Regions from separate parts of the Mus musculus genome. Here all the other regions are linked to region 1. A link is a loop called in an ENCODE intact Hi-C map of the cell type or tissue named here. Cell type or tissue: left cerebral cortex. All regions are shown on one strand. Region 1 holds the start of Thap7 (THAP domain containing 7). Region 2 holds the start of Crkl (v-crk avian sarcoma virus CT10 oncogene homolog-like). Region 3 holds the start of Pi4ka (phosphatidylinositol 4-kinase alpha). Region 4 overlaps Crkl (v-crk avian sarcoma virus CT10 oncogene homolog-like).

Region 1 (5,000 bases):
AGAGAGAGAGAGAGAGGCTTCACCATACTTGTGACATCTCTCTGAGAGCACAGCAGGAATGGGGCCCGCTCCCTACCCAAATCAGGCTTGGGCCTATTAGTTATAAAAGCTTAGGCATGATAGCGGGCTACCTCCCAGGCTAGTTTGATGAAATTATTTATTTTTTTAAATTTTATTGGGTATTTTGCTTATTTACATTTCAAATGCTATCCTGAAAGTTCCCTATACCCTCCCCCTGCCCTGCTCCCCTACCCACCCACTCCCACTTCTTGGCCCTGGAGTTTCCCTGTACTGGGGCATATAAAGTTTGCAAGACCAAGGGGCCTCTCTTCCCAATGATGGCCGACTAGGCCATCTTCTGCTACATATGCAGCTAGAGACACGAGCTCTGGGGGTACTGGTTAGTTCATATTGTTGTTCCACCTATAAGGTTGCAGACCCCTTCAGCTCCTTGGGTATCTTCTCTAGCTCCTCCATAGGGGGCCCTGTGTTCCATTCAATAGCTGACTGTGAGCATCCACTTCTGTGTTTGCCAGGCACTGGCATAGCCTCACACGAGACAGCTATATCAGGGTCCCTTCAGCAAAATCTTGCTGGCATATGCAATAGTGTCTGGGTTTGGTGGCTGATTATGGGATGGTTCTCCGGGTAGGGTAGTCTCTGGATGATCCATCCTTTCGTCTTAGCTCCAAACTTTGTCTCTGTAACTCCTTTCATGGGTATTTTGTTCCCTATTCTAAGGAGGTATGAAGTATCCACACTTTGGTCTTCCTTCTTCTTGATTTTCTTGTGTTTTGCAAATTGTATCTTGGGTATTCTAAGTTTCTGGGCTAATATCCACTTATCAGTGAGTGCATATCTAGTGACTTCTTTTGTGATTGGGTTACCTCACTAAGGATGATATCCTCCAGATACATCCATTTGCCCAAGAGTTTCATAAATTCATTGTTTTTAATAGCTGAGTAGTACTCCATTGTGCAAATGTACCACGTTTTCTGTATCCATTCCTCTGTTGAGGGACATCTGGGTTCTTTCCAGCTTCTGGCTATTATAAATAAGGCTGCTATGAACATAGTGGAGCATGTGTCCTTATTACCAGTTGGAACATCTTCTGGGTATATGCCCAGGAGAGGTATTGCTGGATCTTCTGGTAGTATAATGTCCAATTTCCTGAGGAACCGCCAGACTGACTTCCAGAGTGATTGTACAAGCTTGCAATCCCACCAGCAATGGAGAAGTGTTCCTCTTTCTCCACATCCTCGCCAGCATCTGCTGTCACCTGAATTTTTTATTTTAGCCATTCTGGCTGGTGTGTAGCTTGATGAATTTAATAAATCCATGTCTGTAACGTGGCCTATTACCTTTTTCTCACTCACTAAGTCCGAGCGACTCCGTGTCAACTTGATTCTTCCAACAGAGTCCATCTCTGCCCAGAAGTCCCGCCTCTCCTCTCCTGCCTCAGCTACTGGCCGTCAGATCTTTGTTAAACCAATCAAAAGGTGAGGGAGGTGTATGTTTACAAAATACTGAAGCAGGTGATGATCCATAAAAATAACCAATACCAAAGTCCAGCCAGCACTCAACTCGTCACCGGTACAGAAATCAACATTTGAATAGTACAAAGACAACCTTTACACTGTGGGAAAAAAAAGATTACCCCGACAGACTGTGGTCTGCTAATCTAATACACTTGGAAGGTCCCTGCCCCCGCTGCAACACTTACCTCTCCTCCCTCTGACTTGAGCTACGTCAGTTAGCCCCACTATTTCAATAAAATACTCACCACTGCCTGAGACCCTGCTCCCCAGCTCCTCTGCATCCTGAGACCACCAGTGATCAACGCCCAGTCGGGAGCAAAGGACCCACATCTGGGGCTCAAACAGGGATGCTCGGAAGATGGCAAGGATTTCCTTCTGAGGGACATCAGCATCCCAACCTGAGGATCCTCAGCTGGTTCTTCCTTCTTCCTTTACCTTCAATTTGAGGCATCGCAAGGGACTGACTACGGTGAAGGGGCAACTTCTTTTGGTCGGGGCTAGCCTTGAACAGGCTGAATCAGACCTTGTTTTACCACAGTTGCCTAGCCCACCTAGGGTGGAGTCTTCTAACCTAGGTGAAGTCTATTGTCTGGCCACATCTTGTGGAGGAGCGCCCTGAAGACTGCCCCTAGGTGGAGCTCACTGCCCTTGAACAGGCCATTGAGTATATTAGAAAATGACCTGCCACATCCACACACACCCTCTTTATGCCCCACTGATGCCTTATGCCCCCTCCTGCCTCCCTCACACCCTAAGAACACTCATAGAACTCTTGAAGGCTCTTTGTCTTCTACCTCCCACACCCACCAACTATGTGAAATTAGAGATTCGTCCAAACTTCAGCACAAATAAAGTAACACCTGGGTTTTCCATGTTTTCAACTCACTTACTCTCTGCCCCTACACTGGTATCCCTACTGGGCCAATGAATTAAAAGAGGTTAGACAATCAAAAGGAGGATGGTACTCATGCACCCTGGGCCAAATCCATTCTTCTGAGTCTTGTGCAGCTCTAAGTACACTACTGAGCCAGCACATCGGTTGGTCCTTCTTGCCCCCTATTCCTTCAATGGGAGGCTTTATATAGGGATGAATGCCTCCAACAGATCAGGAAAAATCAAAACCAACTAAATAGGGGCTTCGATGACCTTTTCAGCCAAGACAACTCCTCTACAGGAGCATAACAGGCTACCCAACCTCGCCGGTACTTAGATCAAGTATGCCTTTGTGCCCTTCAGGCCTGGAGTCCCATAACCTCCCCTTCTGCATCCCAAGATTGTAATTGTTCACCTCTCTTCCCCCAGCAGAAACCCAAGGAACCCATTTCTGACTTTGTTCCTGCTACAAAAGTGAGCCTAGAATGTAAAACGCCTGATCCTGTGGTCAGAGAAATCCCCCTTCAAAGCATCACTGGGGAAACCGTGCTCTCGGAACACACCGGCTAGCGTCTCAGGGTTTGAAAAATGAACATTCCGATAACTGGACAGTTGCTACTTAGTATATTGGGACGGCCTCCCATAAGGTCACTATCTTCACCCAGGCCTTTACAAGGCCATTAAAAGAAAATGTTCTAAATGTGTCGTTAACATTTTATTTTGTGCATGTATATGGGGATCAAAGGACAATTACTGGACGTTGGTTCTCTCCTTCCAGCAGGTTGCGTCCTGGGGATCAAATTCAATCTTCAGGGTTGGTAGCAAGTGCTGAGCCACCAGTCCGTGGCCGAGTTCTTTCAGTAAAGAGCCCAGGTTTTTCTTGGTGGTGGATCTTTTTCAACCAGAGTGTGCGCGTACGTTGTTCAGGGAGCAGTACAGACCACACCCAGCTGCTTCGTCCAAACGACAGACGCTCAAACAAAACAGGGACCCGAAACTACAGATGCAGAAACCTCAACTCGGGAGCGACGATCGCCATCCCTCACTCCCAACATCCGGTGGCCCGCCCCGCCAGGATCTCTTCCGGTCCCGCCCCTTGGGGGCCCGCGCCACGGGCGACGGAGTATCTCTGCTCCCAACTTCCGCGTCGATCCACCCATCGCGAGATTTTGGCGGCGCAGCAATGGCAAGACCGTGAGTACCGCTGACGGGAGTCTATAGAACGAGCTAGGACAAGACTGGTACGGGGTCGGGCCTCGGGGAGCCGACCGGCTCGGGCCCTCTGGAGGGAGTGACAGTTGGGCGTGAAGACAGTCCTCCCCCGACTGCCGCCCACCACCCAGATCCCGCCCCTTCCCCAGATGCCGCGACACTGCTCCGCCGCCGGCTGCTGCACACGGGATACGCGCGAGACTCGCAACCGCGGCATCTCCTTCCACAGGTCAGCGCGCGTGCGTAGTGGCACGCGAGGGCTCATAGCGCAGGCGCCGGTGTTGCCGCACCTTAGGCCTCGCAGGAGACGGCGCTTTCCCGAGGTCGATGTGAGGCTTGAACTTGTGAGCGGGAGGGTGACAGGGAAGGGCGCATAGTCTCGAGTCCAGCCGGAAAAAGGACTGGACGCTTACCTGGCTTGGATTTACAGCTCCGACTCATTCCTGCTAGATGATGCTGAGCCGGCCCCTTTCTTTCTCTCGTTCTCAGTTTCTCCTTTCCCCCAGCGGGTGGTAATCTGAAAGGGTCGCGGGGAGGTCTGCCATTCTTGCTTGGGGAGCTTGGGCATCCTGAACGCAGGACTGTAGACAGTCTGGTGCTCACGGTTTTGTGGCTCTGCAGACTTCCCAAGAAAGACAACCCCAGGCGCGGCTTGTGGCTGGCCAACTGTCAGCGGCTGGACCCCAGCGGCCAGGGCCTGTGGGATCCGACCTCTGAGTACATCTACTTCTGCTCCAAACACTTCGAGGAAAACTGCTTTGAGCTGGTGGGAATCAGGTGGGTCTTTCTGCCAGCTAACACCAGGACAGGTTGTGAGGCATCAGAGCAGTGGGTCAAACGAGGCAGCTCTTTGCCCTGGTGGAGTCCATGCACATCCGCTGGCATGCTCAGAGACAAGCAGACCAGTTGTCAAGCGTGCCAAGCCTCTTTCCAGTTTTGTACAGTTAAAGCATGATCCCAGGATCACTGTGCCAGTGACATTAGAGAAAATCAGGCTTTCCAGGCTGGGGAAATAGCCCCCTTTGCTAAAGACGTGGTATGCAAGCATTAGGACCTGATTTCAGATTCAAGGACCCAAATAAAAAGCCACATGTGATTGCTTGTTCCTTTAATCCCAGTCCTGGAGAAGACAAAACAAAAAGGGGATCCCAAGGACTTATGGAAAAGCTAGTCTAGATGAGTTGTTGAGCCCTGTGTTGAGTTGAGAAACTTGTCTTTAAAAAAATAAGGTGGAAGGGCTGGAGAGATGGCTTAACCATTTTAGAGCATTACAGAGGACTGGGGTTCAATCTACCTCTGAGGGCACGGGTACACATATGTACATGCAGGCAAAATATTCATACACATCAGTAGAGCTGGCTCAGAGGTTACGAGCAC
Region 2 (5,000 bases), 80 kb after region 1:
GCCAGCATCTACTAGGAACTTCGTGTTTCACAGAATTTTATATTCTCATCTGGATAACACATCACTTTTTACAGTCACTTTTCTGTGTTTTACATTTTTAACAATTCTTTGTGTGTGAGTACTCACTCAGCACACGGAGGCTAAAGGACAACTCTGTGGGGGTGGGCTCTCTGTTCACATTCCCCTGGTGGGAACCAAAGGCAGGTAGGTCACCCAGCTTTCACTGCAAACACTTCCCCTCACTCATCATCAGGCTTAGCCTTCTCCACACTTCCTAAAATCCACTCGGTCTGGCAACGGTTAACCACCCCACCTTCATTATTCTATCCTAAAGAAGAAACTCTTTGGATTTAAGTAGGTGCCCTTAATTAATTATAGTATCTTTTCATTTTCAAAGTTCAGAGCAAATTTCACCTTTATGAAGTCGCCTCACCCTGAAAAATCTAAATCAGCCTTTAATTCTTTTTTTAGAAAATAGCTTAGAAATAAACTGGGCAGGAAAATATCTTTTAAAGTCTCTAGACACCTTTTCAATTCACACTGTATCATTTGATGATATTCGTTAGGGAAATTAAAGCAAATTATAAAATAATGCATTTTACTTGAAAAAGAGAACACTTGGGGATCAATATCTTTCTCTTTAAGACAGGGTCTTGCTACAGCTCAGTCTGACTTGGAATCAAGGTCCTCTTTCCTTAGGGGACTAGGGGTGTGTATCTATCTCAGCTAGCTCTACTTAGGGGTCTTTAAAGCATATGTTAAACCACTAGACTTAATTACAAAAAAAAAAAAAACTAAAATTGAATTAATGTAGAATTTAGGTAAATACACTTCCCACCCCTGAGGAAGGAACGGTGAGGATACAAATTTCTTCAAATATAATCCCACTGTCTTCTCTTGGTAATCCCAGTTTTAAAAATGAGTGCTAGAGAATCAGATTCTGAGATTTCTACACTTTCGATCCATTTTAAGGATTATTCCAAAGGCCGAAGGCCACTTTGTAACCTAAAGTTAGTTGAAAAATGCAGGAGTTACAAAAACCTTAAATGGTGTACAAGAATTTCGAGAAAGGAGGAGTCATGGCTATCTTCAGAATCTCAAGGAAGTCTATATTTTTAGCGTCGTTAATAAGCATTCTGCATTAGTATTACAGTCAAGTAAAGTGGCAAAACTGTGTATATATGTGGGGGGTTAGGGGTGCATTTAAACAATGCAAGCAGCACTGCTAAATGTCTAAATAAAATGCATCCTTTCATCCAATGACCCAGATCCTGATATTGGCCTTATAATCCGAATGTCTTCTGATTTAGAATGAGGAAAAGGAGTTCTATCCCCTACCCTACCCCCAAAATTTAATCTTTGACCGACCCTTCGCATCCGGTCAAGTTCTGAACCGGAGAAGGGCAGGAGCTCGCGTACCTGGGCGCCGGTTCGATTAAGGTGGTAGTGTCCAGGTAGTGGATCTTGTAGAACTCTAACAAGGCCGGCAAATGGTCAAACTCCTGGTCCCCGATCTTAAAGCGGCGGTTGGGCAGGGAGTTGATGATGTAGTGCGAGACACGCGAGTTCTCGGACACGGACAGTACATAGTCCCCGGGGCAGGTAGATGAGTCCCGGACTAGGAACATGCCATGGCGCTGGCCTTGGAGACGAGTCTGCGCCTCCTGGCGAGTCACTGGCCCCATGTACCAGGCAGAGCGGTCTGAAGAATCAAACCTGGCGGAGGACATGGTGTTGGGCTCGGGGATGGGCGGCGTCTGCGGCTCTCTTGCTTGGGAAGCCTTTACCCGCTGTCGGCTTTGGGGTCGAGGAAGGGCCTCTCAGAACACTTCGAGGAACAATCAGAGGGCTTGGTCAGGACGTTCCTCTAGGCTCCGGGCCCCGCAGCATCCTCCGCCACCGCCCTCCTGCACCGGGCCGCCTCACGGAGAGCCGGTCCGGGAACACTGGGCAAAGCCCCGGGGTCGAGGTGGGCGAAGCTGAGCAGTAGCGGAGGCCGCCTCGGGCTTCTCAGCTGGCCGGAGTACAGGGGAGGCTCCAGTGACTTCTGTCCTGGAACCCGCCGCCGGCTCCACAGCCTCAAGAGCCTGCACCGATCCCCGCGGTCACACGAAGCACCGCACTCCAACAAGAGTCGCGCCTCCCGAGCAGTCTTACCCAGCCCGCTCCCAATAGCCACAGCAACAAAATGGCGGACGCGGGAGAAGCAGCCGGGCACCTCCCCCTTGGTCCAGCGCATTCAATCTGCGCACGCGCGGAGCTGGGCTCTACCCCCTCCACCGCGGAGGCCCTTCCTTTGACGTCACTGGGCGCTGCCAATCAGGAGTGCGTTCGCGAGGGTCCCAGCGTGAGCCACTCGCGCGGGCTCCCGCGTTCCGGGAGGAGGCAGAGGGTCAGGCCCTTCCTGGACCGCAAAGCAGCCGCCGAGAAGCTGCTGCTGTCAGGCTTCCCGGGCTTGGCAGGAAAACAGCTGGAGCCGAGAGGGAACAGCGTTTTGAAAACCTGTTTCTGTGAACAAAGCGTAGAGTGGTTGCTGAGTGTCCGGCCAAGAAGGCGTGGCCGTCAGATGATTGCGAGCCAGAAGGCCCTGGTAAATCAGGTGGCTCAGGAAGGGCATGACCTAGGGAGTGAGGTGACCATCAAATAGGTTACTGAATAACCTATCAAATAACGCCTGCCCTAGGTGATCCTCCTTGGTACACGTGGAATGATGGTGAAGATCAGTTTGACTAATACTTTACGAGGAGGACAGTGTGTTGGTGAGGATGACTGGACACTACCGGCTGTAAAGTGTAACAAGTGAAATGCAACACCTGTGTCTGGCCTGAAGCCTGTTGCTCTGCAACAGTTCATTTCCTGCCATTCCACGTTGCTCAGTTTCAGCTCTGCCTCCCTTGACATATTTCTCCCTCCAACCCGACTAGTACCTATTTATTTAATTATTTGTTTGGTTTTTTAGAGACGGGGTTTCTCTGTGTAGTCCTGGCTGTCCTGGAACTCACTTTGTAGACCAGGCTAGCCTCGAACTCAGAAATCCGCCTGCCTCTGCCTCCCAAGTGCTGGGATTAAAGGCATGCGCCACCACTGCCCGGCCTATCTATCTATCTATCTATCTATCTATCTATCTATCTATCAAGATAGGAATTCTCTGTGTGGCCCTGGCTGTCCTGGAACTAACTCTGACCACCAACAGGCTAGGATGAAATTTTAATACCACAGAATACTGTCTTATTTACCTATATTTTGCCTGCCTTAAATCCACATCTAGTCTTGAATGATCAGAAATTTGTTAAATGAATGACTATTGTGAAAAATCACCACAAAAACAGATGCTGGATTATTGGTCATAGCATTCCCAAATTAGATAAACAGGAAGGCATGTCCCAAGCCAGTGGTGGTGACACATACCAATAATCCCATCACTAGGAGATGGAGGCAGGAGGATCATGAGTTCAAGGCAGCTGAGCTCTATGAAACCCAACAAAAATGGGGAGGAAGTTAGGGGAGGGAGAAATCTCAAAAGTGAGGAATACAGGAGAACTCCTACTTAGATCTCTATCACTAAAGTCTTGTTCTGGCCGTTTACATTTCCCATGTTTAGCAATTCTTAGATTGTAGGGTAATAACTGGTGATTCCATCCCAGTGGTAAGTAAGCGAAGGGGAAAATGTCAAGGTCTAGTGCCTTTTTGTAACTTGGCATAACCAGAGATGCTTCATGGGGGCTAGGAAGATGTCTCAGGAAGTAAGCTCTTGCCAGCCAAGCCTAAACACCTGAATTGGATCCCTGGGTCTGAAGATGGAAGGACAATCAACTTAAGGTGTCCTCTAAAATTCTGTGTAGAGTGGTAATACACATGCCTGCACTCACACAACACACACATAAATAAAAACATGCTTTCATATTGCTCTAGTCGCAAGTGAAATTTGTATAGCTCAGATATTTAATTTGACTGAGTTCAACTCATGGTTGAAGTTCAAATCAGTGACTAGATGGGCTATTCAGTCATTCTGTGCCTCACCATGAGACCTCCAGGACTTATCTTCTAGCCAGCTCTGGTGGTGCATGTATAATCCCAGCTCTCTTGTGGCAGAGGCAGGATTCAATTAGTTCCAAGTTTGAGGCCATCCTGGTCTATATATTAACACACAGGCCAGTGGTGGTACATTAAAAATACCCTGCCACAAAAAGAAGAAAAAATAACACAGGCTTATGATCTTAGCTCTCTCAGAGGTTGAGCAGGAGGATGGAAAGTTCGAAGCCAGCATAGGCAACATCATGTTTTTGAGATAGGCTTTCTCATTGGTATAGGGCCCACCAGGTAGATTAGGCTGGCTAAGCAGTGAATGGCAAAGTTGTAACTGCCTCTGCATTCCAACATTGATATCACAAACACATACCAACACACCTGGCTTTTTTCCTGAGAATTCTGAAGATGGGCTTGATCCTGTGCAGAAAACCAGCTGTGAGTTCATGAGGGCCACTACCATGTCATGACTAGAACAGGATATTTCATGCCACTCTCTTCCTATTTATTTTTTTTAAAGATTTATTATTATATGTAAGTACACTGTAGCTGTCTTCAGACACCCAAAAGAGGCATCAGATCTCATTACGGATGGTTGTGAGCCACCATGTGGTTGCTGGGATTTGAACTTGCGACCTTCAGAAGAGCTGTCGGTGCTCTTAACCGCTGAGCCATCTCTCCAGCCCTCCCTATTTATTTTTTAAAATTTTATATTATAAGCCAGGTGTGGTAGCTCATGCCTTTAATCCTAGCACTTGGGAGGCAGAGGCAGGCAGATTTCTGAGTTTGAGGCCAGCCTGGTCTACAAAGTGAGTTCCAGGACAACCAGTGCTACACAGAGAAACCCTGTCTCGAAAAACAAACAAACAAACAACAACAACAACAACAACAAAGAAGATTTATATTTTAGGAAAAAATAACGTTGGAATCTTGAAAAAAAAGATTTGTATTTTGGCTTGGCACAATGCTGCCTA
Region 3 (5,000 bases), 130 kb after region 1:
AACATCAGGTGATCCTGATACATAATTCTTTACACTATGTCCATGAACTTACGGTAGGCAATTAGAAAAATACCAAAAGATCGTAAACAAAATATTTCTTCATCCCGTTTTTATAACGCATTGATTGGCCGGTTTAGCTCAGTTCTGCCCCAGGCTCACCTCGGAAGAGGCGACTCCGATCTTCTCCGATTCATACATGAGAGACAAGGACCTGCTGGTACTGGCAGCGGTAGCCTCGGCCCTGCGCAACACCTCCTGTCTCAGGTACTGCTGCCTGTCAATGGGCGCGTCGGGGCCGTCAGGCAGGTCGCGGACGTCCTTCCACGGCGCGGGCCGGGTGTCTTCCTCTTCCACGTCATCGTCGAAAGGATTATAGCTTTTAGGATAGCCAGACATGGTGCGGGAGACGGCCTGCACCTAGGAAGCAGGAGGGGTTGCTGAGCGAGGAGTCGATAGCCCAGCGCCGGCGGGCGGATTCACTGTGGACGCCGCGCGCACTACTTCCGCCAGCACTGCGCTAGAGCCCCGCCTCCAGAGCCAACCCGGCGGCGGAGCGGCAGAGGGGGACCAGGCCCCACCCAGTGCGGGGGAGGGGAGAGGGGAGGAGTCAGGTGGTCAGGTGGCCGGGAAGTCGGCCGCCTCTGCGCCTGCGCAGTAAGGACCGGTGGTGGCGAGCCCAGAGCTGTGAACCCAGCCGCCTGCGCCGGGGCGTGCGCTGTGATGGCGGCTGCTGGGGCCCGGGGAGGAGGCGGCGGTGGCGGCGGCGGCGGCGGCGGCGGCTCGGGGTCCAGCTCTGGCTCCAGCACCTCTCGAGGCTTTTATTTCAACACAGTACTTTCACTGGCCCGCTCCCTGGCTGTGCAGAGACCAGCATCCTTGGAGAAGGTAACCCTGCGTACTGACAGGAGGAGGGGCCTGAGGTGGCGAAGCGGCGGGACGCTGCTGGGTCTGAGAAGGCTACTTGCGACTAGAGAGGGGCTCCTGAATAGAGGTGGCAGCGATGTAGGGAGGTCGGTGGGAGAGGGTTCTGGTGAAGAGAGGAGTCGGGAAGTCGACAGGACGCTGGGAGGTCTGGTACCGGTGGGAGTGGGAGGGCAGTGAGCTGTGGGCGGGCGGACTACCGCTGTGACATCTCAGGCGCGGGGGTTGTGGCAGCATCGTGACTGCCTGTGAGGCGTGGTAGGATGAGCCAAGGACCAAGAGTCCAATCCGGGCTTTTGGTCCCGATTTTTTGTTTTCATTCAATGACCTTGGAGAGGTGTCTTTCTCATGAAATGGGACGCCCTCCTCCCCTACACACTTTTTGCCCTTCTCACTGGATTGTGGAGAAGGACAGCTATGCAAATCGTATTATTATTTAAGAGATGGTAGCGTTAGACTGGATCAAAAGATGATGAGTTTCGAGAAGATGCAGTGGCAGGAATATGCAGTGGACTGTTAGTAGACAGAGAACTAAATTCAGGATTGCTTCAGAAGAGAAAGACACGCCAGTCCTTATCTTGGAAGATAAAAGATATGCTTGGACCTGGGATAAGAGGTGAACTGGGTGGGTGGTGAAGGGTAGAACCCCAGGATTAAGGAGGCTAACCGCTTTCTTTTAGGGGAAAAAAAAAACCCAAAAACCAAACAACAACAAAAGGATGTTGTGATAGGAAGAAGACAGATTTTAGTCAGAGCTGACTAAATTTACAATTTCTGTGTGCAGTCTTGAGGAAGAAACTTGCATGCTAACAGCCTATTTGCTTATCTATAAAACCTGTGAAGCTTTGATGAGTTTACATATTAAGGCCAGGCACAACGTGGATGAACAATAATAGTCAGCTGCTTTTCGCCCAGGAATGTGTAAATAGACTCAGCACAGTATGTTAGCACTGAAGGGAGGGGGCTGTCTGTCCATTCAACTTTCTGAAAGATGGAAAGAACCTGGGTGACATGTGCACCTGCGCGCTGATGGGTAAAAGTGGAAAGGCAGAGTGACCTGGTCTTTGACCTTGTAAGTTTTCAAACTTGATTGTATCACCTACCTGCAAGGTGAACAGGTTCTGGAAGATCTAATGCCAACCCGACTTCTGGCTAAAGAATGAATACAGACTGGACATGGTAGCATGCACCTGTAGTCCATGCTACTCAGGAACAGCCCAGTATCCGCAGAGGTGCTGAGGAGTTGTTGTTCACTCAGGGAGTTGGTATCTCAGTACTCATGTCTGGCAGCTTAGGACTGCTTGAATGTTTGAAGGTAACTCCAGTTTTAGGGCATCAGAAAGTCCTCTTGTGGTGTCCATGGGCACTTGCATGCATGAGCACATACAAGCACAAATAAATAATAACAACATCTTAAGAAGATTTATTTATTTATTATATAATTATGCTGTAGCTGTTTGCAGACACACCAGAAAAGGGCATCAGATCTCATTATGGATGGTTGTGAGCCACTATGTGGTTGCTGGGATTTGAACTCAGCACCTTTGGAAGAGCAGTCAGTATTTTTAAGTGCTGAGTCATCTCTCCATCCCCCAACATTTTTAAATTAAAAAATAAAAGATGGTTTAGGACTTGTGGTGCAACTTAGGCAACATATCAAGATCCTGACTCAAGCAGGGAAAGACAGCAGTGTGTGTGTGTGTGTGTGTGTGTGTGTAAGACTATGAGTTTGAATGGTAAGACCATCTAAATTTACATTCCCTTATTACTTGTATTTTTAAACTTCTTTTTTGTTTTATGTGTATGAGTGTTTTGCCTGCATATGTGTTCTGTACACCATATGTGTCAGTGCTTGCAGAGGTCAGAAGAAGGCATCATTGGATCCCTTGGAATTGGAATCATGTGAACAACCACATCGATGCAGGGAATCAAATCTGAGTCCTCTGGAAGAGCAGCCAGTGTTCCTAACAGCTGAGCTATCTGTCCAGCCCCTCATCTTTGTTTGTTTGTTTGTTCGTTTGTTATATACTATAATGGGCATGTGGAGGTCACAGGACAAACTTGCAGGTAACAGTTCTCTCCTCCCACCATGTGGGTTGTCAGGCTTGACTGCATGTGCCTTCATGAACTGAGCAAACACCCCTTCTTCCCCCCATCCTTTTGGTGGAGACAGGATCTCACAATATAGCTTTTCTAGAATTCCTGAGTAGACTAAGCTAGCCTTTAACTCACAGAGCTCCACCTGCTTGCTTCCCAAGTGCTGGGGTTGAAGGTGAGTGCCATTACACAAGTACAACTGGACAGGTCAGTTCCACGTGTTGATTTTCTCTTGCAAAAACCAAAAACCAAACCACAGAACAGGTCTTGGTAGGGGTGTTAGGAAGATCAATAAAAAGATATGAATAAAAACCATCCTAGGATGAGCTTGAGAAATATTTCAGCAGTTAAGAGCTCTTGCTGCTCTCCAAGAGGATCCAGGTTCAAGTCTCAGTACCCACATGGTAGTTCACAATGGTCTGTAACCCCAGTTCTAGGGATCTGATGCCCTCTTCTGTTCTTCATGGGTACTGCATGCACATGATATACAGATCCACACATAAGCAAAACACTAATGCACATAAAATAAAAATAATACACCTTAAAGCAACAACAACAATTTATTACATTTATTTAGAGAAGTGGGAATTGGCGGGGCAGAACTCATGGAAACTGTTTTGCCACCTACCATGTGGGTTCTGAACTCAGGTCTTCAGGCTTGGTGACAAGTGTCTTGGTACAATGGCCCCTGGTTATCTTGTCAATCTGAACTGGATGATTCTTCAAGTTATTTTATATTATATGTATGAGTATTTGGGCTGCATATATGCTCGTGCACCACTTGCATGGTGTGCCTATGGAGGCCAGAAGAAGGCATTAGAATCTCTGGGGCTAGTGTTATAGGTGTTTATGAGTCACCATGTGTGTGGGGAATCAAACCATGTCTTCTGGAAGACCAGCCTATGCCTCTAACATCTAAGCCATCCCTCCAGCTCCTGAAGTGGACGATTCTTAAGATTGTCCTGCATCTCTAGCAGTAATAGCTTTCTTTTTCATTCAGCAACTGAGAAGTGCACTTTGAACTCAACTTGTTTCTTTTTGTTCCTTAGTCATAAAAACATAGCAAGGTGAGTAAGACGATAGACACAGATGTACACGCTAGATAAATGTAAAGAAAACAATTAAAAGGACATTATAGGAACCCTGGATGTAGGTCAGTAGTAGTGTGCTTGGAGGAGCACTTGCTTATCATTAACAAGGCACTCGATTTTATTCCCTTAACCAAATCAATGCAACACAAAACCTTGATATTCTTTAATTGTAACTGTTAGTTTTGTTTTTTGTCATAATTGCTTGGGTTGTCAAGATCACAGTATAATGTAAAGTTAATTAATACTTCCCTGCATCTCCTAAAACACTTGTTTTGGAAAGTACTTAGAAATCACTTTATGCAAAAGAGTTAAGAGAACAGATCCAAGGCCACTGTCTTTGCAGGGGTTGCTTGTGAGTTTGGCCCATGGCTGGTATCTGAGAATTTGGGCATTTGAACTGTTACTTCTATTAACTGTTTGATAAGCATGATTTGTTGTGCCTTAAGTCTCTTGTGTATGGCATATGATTTATGTAAATATCTTCTTTTCTTCTGGAGATCTGTTTGATGGTTGCTAAGTATATGATGACTATGTGACTAACCAAAAAATCAGCACTACGCAGAGATACCTTGTCTTCAAAAACCAAAACCAATAAATAAATAAACAAATAAATAAAAACAACAAAAAACCACAAAACCATTACATGTGTGGGAATTTTGCCTGCCTGCATGTCTGTGCACCACATTTATGCCTGGTGCATATGGAGGCCACAAGAGGCTTCAGATCCTCTGGAGCTGGAGGTGCAGATGGTTGTAAGCTGCCATGTATCTGCTGGGACTTGAACCCACATCCTCTGGAAGAGCAGCCAGTACTTTTAGCCACTGATTCATGTCTCCAGCTTCAGTGAAGCATGGGTTTCTTTTCATGGTCTCTTGTTAAATTTAGAAAGTT
Region 4 (5,000 bases), 58 kb after region 1:
AAATTCTATAGATGTGCTTAAAATCAACCTGGACAAAATGCCAGAAGAGATTAGTGAACAAAAGATATCAGAGGAGAAGCTGCACAGAAGACCTTAGTATAAATATCTGTTTCTTTTAAAAATCGCTTTGTGAGGGGATAGTATAAGATATTACTTAGCACACACAAAGACTTGGGTTTGATTCCTAGTACTGTATAAACCAGGAGTGCAGGCTAGTCTTATGTCAACTTGACAGAAGCTGAGTCATCTGAGAGGAGGCAACCTCAATTAAGACAATGCCTCCCTAATATAGGGCTGTAGTCAAACCTGTAGGGCACTTTTCTTTTCTTTTTTTAAAGATCTATTTATTTTATGTATATGAGTACACTGTAGCTGTACAGATGGTTGTAAGCCATCATGTGGTTGCTGGGAATTGAACTCAGAACTTCTGCTCACTCTGGCCCTGCTCGCTCCAGCCCAACAAAGTGAGTTCCTGGACAGCCAGGGCTATACAGAGAAACCCTGTCTCAAAAAACCAAAAAAAAAAAAAAAGATTTATTTATTATTATAATATGTAAGTATACTGTAGCTGTCTTCAGACACACCAGAAGAGGGCATCAGATCTCATTACAGATGGTTGTGACCCACCAAGTGGTTGCTGGGATTTGAACCCAGGACCTTCGGAAGAGCAGTCAGTGCTCTTAACCACCGAGCCATCTCTCTCTAGCCTGGGAATTTTCTTAATTAGTGATTGATGGGGGAGGGCTCAGACCATTGTGGGTGATGCCAGCTATGGGCAGGTGGTCCTGGGGTCTACAAGAGAGCAGGCTGAGGAGTAAGACAGTAAGCAGTATTCTTCCATAGGTCCATAGCATCAGCTCCTGCCTCCAGGTTTCTGCCCTGTTTGAGTGCCCGTCCTCATGTTTTTGAAGGCTTTTGTTCACTACAGTGTCCCAGGTTCTTGTCTGTTAATTAATTCTGTTGAAGGGTCAGTGGAGTTAGACATTGTAGAAAGTCAAAATACCTGTGAGATGTTGGACTAAGCTCTAAGGAATCATTACAACTTAATTTCTCCTCAATTTTGCAAAGTCTATTCTGAGCCACTTTATATTACTTGAAGCTTGTGACATGGGATACTCTCCATGCACAGATTGTATCCTAACTAATTCCTATAGAACAGCAGGAATAACCAATTGTTGTGTGTGGGGGTCAGAAGACAATCCTGGGTGCCATTCTTCAGCATTTTTTTTTTTTTAATTTATTTATTATATGTAAGTACACTGTAGCTGTCTTCAGACATTCCAGAAGAGGGCGTCAGATCTTGTTACAGATGGTTGTGAGCCACCATGTGGTTGCTGGGATTTGAACTTCAGACCTTCGGAAGAGCAGTCGGGTGCTCTTACCCACTGAGCCATCTCACCAGCCCTCTTCAGCATTTTCTACCTGTGATTTGAGCTAGAGTCTCTCGTGGACTAGACTAGCTGGCAGGGACCCTGCAGGGGTAAATGTGTCTCTGCCTCTCACCTCACCATCACTGAAACTGTAGGCACAGATGCCACTCCAGCTTCCTGTGTGGAGTCTAAGGCTCAGACTCAGGCCTTCACCACTGCAAAGGACACATATTACTATCTCCTCAACCATGTTTCTTAACCTTTATCATACAGGCTCTGTGGCTGAAGCTCCATTTAGATATTCATGTAGCCCAGGACCATCCCCGGCTGCTGCTGACCAAGTGCTGGGTCTGTAGGTGTGCACCACGACACCTCGCTCTTCCCTTTCTTTTTTGTAATAAACAAATACTAGAATGAGTGAGAGCATCTTTAGAAGGAAATAAAGCATTTTCTGTGAAATTTAAAATTAACAAGGAGGTACAATCCCTAAAACCAGTTTTGAGAAACTGGGTATTTCATGCTTCAAATTAAAGCAATGCCTAGAAGAAAGTTAAGTCTCCCTGGCTCTTTTATAATCTGTACAAGCCGCTCCCCTGCTGCCTTTTGCCACATGGGCCCTTTCTCCCACCTGCTCTCTCTGTCACCCCAGGTGGCTGCTCTGTGGTGTCAAGGCTCTCTCTGTCACCCCAGGTGGCTGCTCTGTAGTGTGTCAAGGCCCTCCATGCTTACTCTTTCCCCTGTCTTTCCTGCTTTACCAGTTTGCTCAACTCATCCTTCAAAACTCAGTTCAAGGGGTGCCTTCTCCAGAAAACCTTTCCAGACCAACATCTACCTCCACACTCTTCTCTATCGTCCCTTTGTTCACACTGTGAGCTCCTTGGTATATACATCACTACCAGCTGGTTACATGGATGGATAACTTATGGGCAAATGTCACTTTTTTGAGCCAGGTTGTTTAGAAAACTTAAGTAATTTGCCCAAAACTATACCAATAAAAGTCAACCTTTAAGTACACTTTTGATCCCAGCACTAGGAAGGCAGAGACAGGTGAGTGTGAAGTTAGCCTGTCTATATATCAAGTTCCAGGACAGCCAGGGCTACACAGAGAAACCCTCTCTCAAAAATTCAAAAACAAAAGACCAGCCAAACAAACAAAAAAAAGTGCCAGGATTTAAAATAGGTCCAACCTTCTTCACAATTTCACTTCTCAGATAAGGAACTTTGACTACAAATATTCTGTAACAACAGCACATTTCTTCAGCTCCAGCTATTATCTTTTGATTAAAGATCTTTTAGGTTGCAATTGCTTGTTACTCCAGGGCCAGAGGATCTGACACCCTCTTCTGGCCTCTGGGAGGTACTACAACTGCAGGCAGGCTAGATTGCTTTCATCAATCTGGGAACTTTCCTGGGCATATGATGAGCTTTCACAGCAGCCCCTTGTAGCTCCACTGAGGCCAGGGAGAGCTCTGCTGTCTCTCTGTCTGTCTGTCTGTCTTCCATCCATCCATCCATCCTGAGTGAAATCAGGTGGCACTTTCTGGGACAAGACCTCACTGAGTTAGTTGCTTAGGCTAGCTTTAACCTATCTTTCTGCTTCAGCCTCTCAAGTTACTAGGAGTACAGTTCCGCACCAACAGACCTGGCTAGAGCTACCGTCTTCAAGGATTGAGGACACACACCTCCACTTCTTACATGGGTCACTGCTTAAGAAGAAGCCAGAAGAAAACAGCTAACACTTTTTAAATTGTCTCTATTTGCAGGGACTCTTTCAAAAGTCAACTTATATATTTAAACTCTGTAGAGCTGAAAATCAAACTGAGGGCTGAGCTACATTCCTACTCTCAAAGACTATTTTTCAGGGAAGAACAAAACAAACATCTTTGAAATATTCAGAGAATACTGCTCAGCAACGCCACTCTTCTTCTCCCTGACACTAGCTAAAGGAATAATAAAGTTCCAATTACTGGCACATGTTGCCCTACTTTTCCCACTGTTCCTCAACTTAATTTTAATACTTTCCCCAATAACCTAGTTGCAACAGTCCCAAGAGAATTGCTTTTAACAAGATCAGACAGGCAGAGAAACACTATTTCTTATGTTACAGCTTGATAGGAAATATCCTCAGTGGTTCCACCAACATATTCTTGCAGTGAAGCATCACACAGAGCAAATGATGATGAAGGTTTGGTGAGAAATGGGGGCTGAGAGTCTAGGGAGATGTGTAATGGCCAAGTGTGTAAGTCATCTTAAAAACTACATCATTCATCTGGCTCTCCTACTCAGGCCATCCCTCTACTACACCTCCAACCCTACTCTGCACATTCCAAAGAATGCACCATATAGCAGACACTGATCTCTAAAACACTATCTTACAATAAAAGATCAAGCCAGGTATATGGTTAGGGTTGCAGAGATGGCTCAGTGGTTAAGAGCACTGACTGCTCTTCCAGAGGTCCAGAGTTAAATTCCCAGCGACTACATGGTGGCTCACAACCATCTGTAATGGGATCTGATGCTCTCTTCTGGTGTGTCTGAAGACAGCTACAGTGTACTCATATACATTAAATAAATAATATATATTTTTAAAAAGCCAGGCATGGTTAGTATATTCTGATAATCTTAGCACTCAAGGATGCTGAGGCAGGAGCTTGAGGCCAGCCTGGGATGCATAGTGAAATCCTGTCTAGAAAAGAAAAACAAACACGCAAACAACTCAGAATCAGAGTTCAACAAACAAGGGCCTGCAAGCTCTTATCCTAGCAACAACAGCCAATGGTCTAATGTATTCTGCGTCCTAGTTTAAGATGACAAGTATCTTGAAAGGCTGAAACAGGGTCTCTTATCATCTAGCCTGTCCTCCAGCTCCTAATCTTGCCTCTACCTCTCCAGTGCTAGGATTGTTAAGTATGTGCTATCACACTCAGAACCAAGCTGGAAGGTATTAACAGGCAAAGCATCCATGCTATCCAGAAGTGGTGAGGTGAGGACTACTCAAGAGGGGTGGATGGAGGATGGAGAAATGCTCAGCAGTTAAGAGCACTGGCTGCTCTTCCAGAGGACCCACGTGTCCATACGCACCCCCCCCGCCCCGCCCCCGCCATGGTGCCTCACAACTGACTGTTAACTTTAGTTCCAGGGGATCCAAGATCATCTTCTAGCCTCAGAGGGCATTGCATCTACATGGTGAACAGACATATGTAAAGGAAACATAGTCAAAACACCCATACACATAAAATGCTAAAATAATCAAACAATATAGAGCTGAGTATGGTAGCACATGCCTTTAATCTTAGCACCTCGGCAGCATAGGCAGGTGGGTATCTGTGAGTGCAGCCTTGTCTATATAGCAAGTCTAGGACAACCAGAACTACGTAAGAGAGAGATCCTGTCTTCTAATAAATAAGAAGTGTGTGCCTGTGTGTGAGATGGGAAGGGGGCAAGAATGAGAGCACTCATGTTTCACTGTGGTGGAAGCCTAATCTGCCAATTAGACTTCCAACTCCCACCCCTCCTGCCTCAGCCTCTTGAGTGCTGGGATTACAGGTATTCATCCTTACTCTGTTTCTTTCCTGCTCTAAACATAACTGGATTCCTCCTCAATCGTGGTCCCTGCTGTAAGAAGAGATA

Evidence for each region. Hi-C counts contacts between places; a loop is a spot of excess contacts. Peaks named below come from ENCODE experiments on the same cell type or tissue, not always from the same donor. Only the 100,000 strongest peaks of a DNase experiment are listed, where the experiment ranks them.
Region 2: a loop joins it to region 1, with 2.2 times the contacts of the local background. A loop is called at or near these places in 4 of 42 quality-filtered maps.
Region 3: a loop joins it to region 1, with 2.7 times the contacts of the local background. A loop is called at or near these places in 15 of 42 quality-filtered maps.
Region 4: it touches region 1 in a loop (2.7-fold over the local background); 5 of 42 quality-filtered maps call a loop at or near these places.

Annotation. Positions count from the first base shown.
Region 1 is chr16:17,529,630-17,534,629 of GRCm38, reverse strand. It overlaps Thap7 (THAP domain containing 7), which reads left to right and starts at 3,578. Exons shown (of 5, transcript NM_026909.2): 1 at 3,578-3,605; 2 at 3,773-3,852; 3 at 4,245-4,400. The coding sequence starts at 3,773. In left cerebral cortex, a CTCF peak has its summit at 2,155; DNase peaks (open chromatin) are centred at 3,578 and 3,809; H3K4me3 peaks cover 1,968 bases; H3K27ac peaks cover 1,724 bases.
Region 2 is chr16:17,449,208-17,454,207 of GRCm38, reverse strand. It overlaps Crkl (v-crk avian sarcoma virus CT10 oncogene homolog-like), which reads right to left and starts at 2,223. Exons shown (of 3, transcript NM_007764.5): 1 at 1,420-2,223. The coding sequence starts at 1,730. In left cerebral cortex, no CTCF peak of the experiment used is centred here; a DNase peak (open chromatin) is centred at 2,265; H3K4me3 peaks cover 2,865 bases; H3K27ac peaks cover 1,588 bases.
Region 3 is chr16:17,401,519-17,406,518 of GRCm38, reverse strand. It overlaps Pi4ka (phosphatidylinositol 4-kinase alpha), which reads left to right and starts at 654. Exons shown (of 55, transcript NM_001373955.1): 1 at 654-885. The coding sequence starts at 721. Snap29 (synaptosomal-associated protein 29) reads right to left here and starts at 519. Exons shown (of 5, transcript NM_023348.4): 1 at 160-519. The coding sequence starts at 396. In left cerebral cortex, CTCF peaks have their summits at 2,275 and 3,465 (motif pointing left); DNase peaks (open chromatin) are centred at 1,127, 1,927, 2,081, 3,478 and 1 more place; H3K4me3 peaks cover 2,752 bases; H3K27ac peaks cover 2,223 bases.
Region 4 is chr16:17,472,022-17,477,021 of GRCm38, reverse strand. All of the region lies in intron 2 of Crkl (v-crk avian sarcoma virus CT10 oncogene homolog-like), which reads right to left. Among named protein-coding and RNA genes, the nearest start is that of Aifm3, 17 kb to the left of the region's middle. In left cerebral cortex, a CTCF peak has its summit at 2,709 (motif pointing left); a DNase peak (open chromatin) is centred at 2,719.